2 separate regions of the Homo sapiens genome follow, and region 1 is linked to region 2. Evidence: read pairs that join two places in POLR2A ChIA-PET (ENCODE). Cell type or tissue: IMR-90. All regions are shown on one strand. Links, peaks and the distances in the headings refer to the core of each region. The heading gives the core; the rest is flanking DNA. Region 1 has its middle 20 kb from the start of SF3B5. Region 2 has its middle 19 kb from the start of STX11.

Region 1 (2,911 bases), core at 233-2,732, 57 kb before region 2:
CACTGTTCCTGGTTCATACCTCCCATAAGCCCTTGCTACAGTCTTTGTTCTAATGTTGGGTGTATTTGGCCTCAGGGATAGGCCTCTGCCTTTCTCCTGCCTTCCTTTCACTCTCCTGTTTCCCCGCCTGTCTGATAGTGGGTGGGTCTTAAAACCCTCCCAGGAGAGGGTCTCACTCTACACCCTGGGGTAAGGAAAGCTGATGTTTTGAAGCTTTCATAAAAAACCCAAGAGGACGGGTTCAGAGAGCTTCCAGGTAGCTGAACACACTGAGGTGCCTGCAGGTTGGCCTCCAGGGAGGGCATGGACGCTCCACGTCCCTTCCCCATACGTCACCCTACATGCCTCTTCATCTATATTCTTTGCAGTATCCTTTATAATAAACTGGTAAGTGTAAATAAGTGTTTTCCTGAGTTCTGTGAGTGGCTCCAGCAAATTAATTGAACCCAAAGAAAGGGTCATGGAACTTGCGACTGATGTGTGTGTAAGGGGAGGCAATCTTGGGACTCAGCCCTCAGCCTGTGGGATCTGACACTGTCTTAGGGTAAATGGTGTCAGAACTGGATTGGAGGACACCCAGGTTGTGTCTATTACTTGGTGTGTGGGAAAAAAAAAAAAAAAAACCCACACATTTGATCACAGAGTCTTCTGTGTTGACTGTTGTGTAAGAGTAGAGGAAAAATGTGGTTAGAGAGAGTTTTCTCTACTACATTCTCTTTTTCAAAATTTACTCATTTAAAATAAATAAAATACCTTCACATATCAATTATCATTTTTGATCATGAGAGCTGGGTTTTGAAGTTTATAGAAGTAAAGAAGCACTAGGCCGGGCACAGTGGCTCATGCCTGTAATCCCAGCACTTTGAAAGGCTGAGGCGGGTGGATCACCTAAGGTCATGAGTTCGAGACCAGCCTGGGCAACATGGTGAAACCCCTGTCCCTACTAAAAATACAAACATTAGCTGGGCGTGGTAGCGGGCACCTATAATCCCAGCTACTCAGGAGGCTGAGGCAAGAGAATCACTTGTACCTGGGAGGTGGAGGTTGCAGTGAGCCAAGATCATGCCACTGCACTCCAGCCTGGGCGACAGACCAAGCTCTGTCTCAAAAAAAAAAAAAAAAAAGGTAAAGAAGCACTTATTTTTGAGTGACTGGAGGGCTTTAACTTATGTCTGTGCAGACGTGTTATACTTAATAGTGTATGTGGGCAATCTTGTGTTTTAAACTGAAGCTCAATAAGGTGATTTATTTCCCAAGTATATATAGATATTATAGTCATATTTTTATCATAAATATATATAACTTTTTTATACAGATACAGTTTCTAAATATTTTCTCTACACTCAATAATATGAAAATTTCATAAAGGATATTATAATTACATTTATTGAGTACCTACAATATGCCATTTATATGTTTACACTCTTTATATGTAATAAGCCTTTTAGACTTTACAAAAATCCTATGAAATAGGCTTTAGAATTATTCTCGTTTAATAAGGAAGCAGAGGCAAAAATCAGTTAGGTCCCTTTTCCAAGGGCTTTCAGGTCCAGGATTTGAATCTAGGTAGCTTAGCCCTCTTGGTCTTTGCCCTTAATTTCCATGCTGTGCAAAGTTTGCATTAAAGTAGGCTAAGTGGGGAGGTGGGCGGAAGCAACTCATCAGGTCTCAGCCTGTGTAGGCCAGTGCCCACTTCCAGAGTGACCCCAGGAAACTTCTCCAGTTACAGAGGGGCTTTAGGGAATCCCCGTCCAAATAGGGCAGTGTGGGATAGACCCGAGAAAGCTGTTGAAGAACAGTGGAAATCCCCTGCCATCAAGAGATTTGAAAGAGTCTAGCATTTTCCTCTTTTGTCTCTTCAGATGGAACTAGTCCATTAGTTTATAGCAACTGCAGCAGGTCACAAAATAATGGGTATAAGTGCCCTTGGAGGAATCTAGACCAGCTCTGTGTAAGCTTAGCCACATTATCTTGGTCCACCATGCCTTTCAAAAACACTAAAGAGAGTGGAGTTTGCATTTTGAAGATCAGCTTAGAGTGAAATGACTTAGGTGAAAAGTTGCTTGTTACACTTGGCCTTTTTGTCCTTCATGCTGAATATTTCATTTTAGATCTTCAAAGACTTCTGTAAAGAAAGCTCTTCTAGATTAAGAAGACATTGTATTAAAGTTGCAATTGGATTGGTTGGGTTTTGTTTTGTTGCAAAAACACCTCTCTGTATCTGAAACCTCTCGACACCACCCGGAAAACTGTTGCTGAGATTATTTGTATTAGTTTGCTAGGGCTGCTGGAACAGAGTCCTGGTGGCTTACATTAACCAACACTTATTGTCTCACAGCTCTGGAGGCTAGAAGCCTGAGATCAAGCTGTTGCCAGGGTTGGTTCTGTCTGAGGCCTGGGAGGAAGAATCTGTTCCACAGCTGCCTGTTAGCTTCTGATAGTTTGCTGGCAATCTTTGGTGTCCCTTGGCTGGTAGATGCATCACCTAATCTCTATCTTCATGCTCACATTGTGTTCTTCCTATGTGCACATCTGTTTATGTGGCCAAATATTTCCTCTTTATAAAGGCACCAGTCATATTGTATTAAGATTCATCTTAATGACCTCAGTTTTAACTTTATTGCTTCTTAAAGACTATTACGTTTAGAGTATTTGTCCCCTCCAAAACTCATGTTGAAACTTAATCCCCAATGTGACTGTATTGAGAAGTGGGGCCTATAAGAGGTGATTGGGTCATAAGGGCCATGCTCTCATGAATGGATTAATCAATTCATAGGTTAGCGGATTAATCCACTCATAGATTAATGGATTAACGGGTTATCATGAGAGTAGAACTGATGGCTTTATAAGAAGAGGAAGAGAGACCTGAGGTAGCACAGTCAGCCCCCTCATCATGTGATGCCCTGTACCA
Region 2 (2,911 bases), core at 119-2,618:
CAGAAGGTTGAGGTTGCAGTGAGCCATGATTGCACCACTGCATTCCAGCCTTGGTGACAGAGCAAGATCCTGTCGAAAGAAAGAAAGAAAGAAAGAAAGAAAGAAAGAAAGAAAGAAAGAAAGAAAGAAAGAAAGAAAGAAAGAAAGAAAGAAAGAGAGAAAGAAAGAGAGAAAGAAAGAGAAAGAAAGAAAGAGAAAGAAAGAAAGAAAGAAAGAAAGAAAGAAAGAAAGAAAAGGAAAGAAAGAGAAAGAAAGAAAGAAAGGAGGAAGGAAGGAGGAAGGAAGGAAGGAAGGAGAGAGAAAGAGAGAAAGAGAAAGAGAGAGAAAGAGAGAGAGAGAGAAAGAAAGAAGAAAAGAAAAGAAAAAAGAAGGAAGGAAGGCAGGCTGAAAACCATCTGTAAAAAGCAGCATGCATATCTGGTTGCTTTAGATCTGGTTTATTGTGGTAACCATGCCCCAGAAGAGTTTCAGCAACTGTACTTACTGGAAAATATTATCTGGCTAGATCTCAGTAGAAAACAAGTCTTCCCCAGGTGGAATTTTGATAAAAATCTGTTAAATGTACACAGATGAAGGCAGAGTGAAGCAAAGCAAGAAGGAAAATTGGGGCATCGGAAGAAGCAACAGTAGGAAGTCTTTCCCTCCCAGAGTCCTGTGCAGCCTGGAGCGAAAAGGAGCTGTGGTGTGCAGGGACCCTGCTGGTGCCAGAACCTTGGTGTCACCTGGAAAGAGTAGAGAAATACCCTGACCCAGCCTCATTGTGCCTTCTGATCTCCTGCAAAAGCCTCCCGAGGCTCCAAGCAGCAGAGAGAATGGCCGAAAATGGATCTAGAAAGACAGAAAATAGCTGGTGCGAGTGATACCTAATTCAGCCAAACCTCTTGCTGTTTTACCAGAAGAACCTGAAATAGTTATGACAATAAATAAACTGATGTAGGGTTTATATTTTCTGTGAAATTTGCTCTTTCTCATTGAAGTTAAACCATATTCATCATTTTGACAAATACCATTACTTTTCATTTTTTTCTCAAATGGAACATTGCCCTATAAATTATTTTCATAACAAAGAGTGACTCAACTTTCAATAAAAGTGATGTATGGAAATCTGCCATGTTCTCATTCATAAATTACTCACTATTACTCATAAATTTTCTGAATGTTAGTCAACTTCTCTAAGTGTTCTGGGTCACAGTAACTCACAGTTAGGCACTGAAAATACAGTTCAACTATTCTAAAGGTGAAAGTGTACAATGGACTAATATGACATTCATGTAATAACGTAAGAAAGCTGTCAGCTCAATATAGTCAAAGCACTAACTGCACTTAGTTCAAAAAGTTGGTGGTTAAAACTCATGAAGTCAATACTATAAAAAAACACTCTCCAAGTACACTCTTGCTCTTAATAATAAGTTTAAAAGGCTGGACATGGTGGCTCACACCTGTAATCCCAGCACTTTGGGAGGCCGAGGTGGGCGGATCACTTGAGCTCAGGAGTTCGAGACCAGCCTGGGCAACATGGTAAAACCCCATCTCTACAAAAAATAAAAAATACAAAAATACAAAAATTATCCATGTATGGTGGCATGCACCTGTAGTCCCAGCTACTCAGGAGACTGGGGTGGGACGATCACTTGAGCTTGGGAGGCAGAGATTGCAGTGAGCTGAGATTGCGCCACTGCACTCCCGCCTGGGTGACAGAGCGATACCTGTCTCTCAAAAAATAATAATAATAATAATAATAATAATAATAATAAAGTTAAAATGTACAGCATAGATCTCCGGCTATTTCTTTGGAATATATTTGAGCTTCACCCTCCCTTTCCTCCTTCCTTCCTTCTTTCCTTCCTTCCTTCCTTCCTCCCTCCCTCCCTTCTTTCCTTCCTTCCTTCCTTCTTTCCCTCCCCTCCCCTCTCTCCCTTCCTTTCTTCTTTCCTTCTTTCCCTCCCCTCCCCTCTCTCCCTTCCTTTCTTCTTTCCTTCTTTCCCTCCCCTCCCCTCTCTCCCTTCCTTTCTTCTTTCCTTCTTTCCCTCCCCTCCCCTCTCTCCCTTCCTTTCTTCTTTCCTTCTTTCCCTCCCCTCCCCTCTCTCCCTTCCTTTCTTCTTTCCTTCTTTCCCTCCCCTCCCCTCTCTCCCTTCCTTTCTTCTTTCCTTCTTTCCCTCCCCTCCCCTCTCTCCCTTCTTTTCTTCTTTCCTTCTTTCCCTCCCCTCCCCTCTCTCTCTTCCTTCCTTTCTTCTTTCTCTCCACTTCCAAGCACTTTCATGTACATTCCCATTTAATCCTGAACAGAGGAATTATTTCCATAATGCAGATAATGAAACTGAGGCCCAGAAAGTTTGAATGACTTGCCCACTCTCTCCAGTTTAGAAAAGTATGACCCATGAATCGAAAGCAGTTTACCTGCTTCCAACTCCTCCCTACTTCAATAAAATACTTTATTATATCTTAAAAAGGCCATTTACCTGCCTACTGACTGGGTAACCTATACATAGTTTCCATGACCTAGCTGCCCTAAAAATCCATCTTCTGACTTCACTCCTATGAATGCCCTGGCTTGCTAGGGGAGATGTGTGAGCAGCCATTTTTATTTTTAAAAACTTTTTGCAAACTTACTGGCTCCACAGTGGTAAAAAAAAAAAAAATCAAAACAACAACAAAAAACTCATGAGGGAGTGGTGACCTCTAAAAGCCACTCTTCAGGTCAAGAGATAAATTGGCTATAGGGACAGAAATTACAAATGCACCTGAAACACGCGTAACAAACTCCCAAATCAACTCAGAAGAGGAGACCTGCTCGAAGTCTGTGTTTGTCTGTTTCATCTTCCTCAACCAGCACTGGAGCGTGCAGAGTAGAGTGTGAGGTTTTCTCCAACATATATTTGCAAGGACATCTACTCTAACTTGCCACTTTCCC

What was found. Peaks named below come from ENCODE experiments on the same cell type or tissue, not always from the same donor. Only the 100,000 strongest peaks of a DNase experiment are listed, where the experiment ranks them.
Region 1: POLR2A ChIA-PET joins it to region 2 with 7 read pairs; 3 of 35 experiments call an interaction of 5 or more read pairs at or near these places.

What each region holds. Positions count from the first base shown.
Region 1 is chr6:144,073,623-144,076,533 of GRCh38, forward strand. No RefSeq gene overlaps it. Among named protein-coding and RNA genes, the nearest start is that of SF3B5, 20 kb to the right of the region's middle. In IMR-90, for the core only: no CTCF peak of the experiment used is centred there; no DNase peak of the experiment used is centred there; H3K27me3 peaks cover 549 bases.
Region 2 is chr6:144,130,346-144,133,256 of GRCh38, forward strand. No RefSeq gene overlaps it. Among named protein-coding and RNA genes, the nearest start is that of STX11, 19 kb to the right of the region's middle. In IMR-90, for the core only: no CTCF peak of the experiment used is centred there; a DNase peak (open chromatin) is centred at 1,136.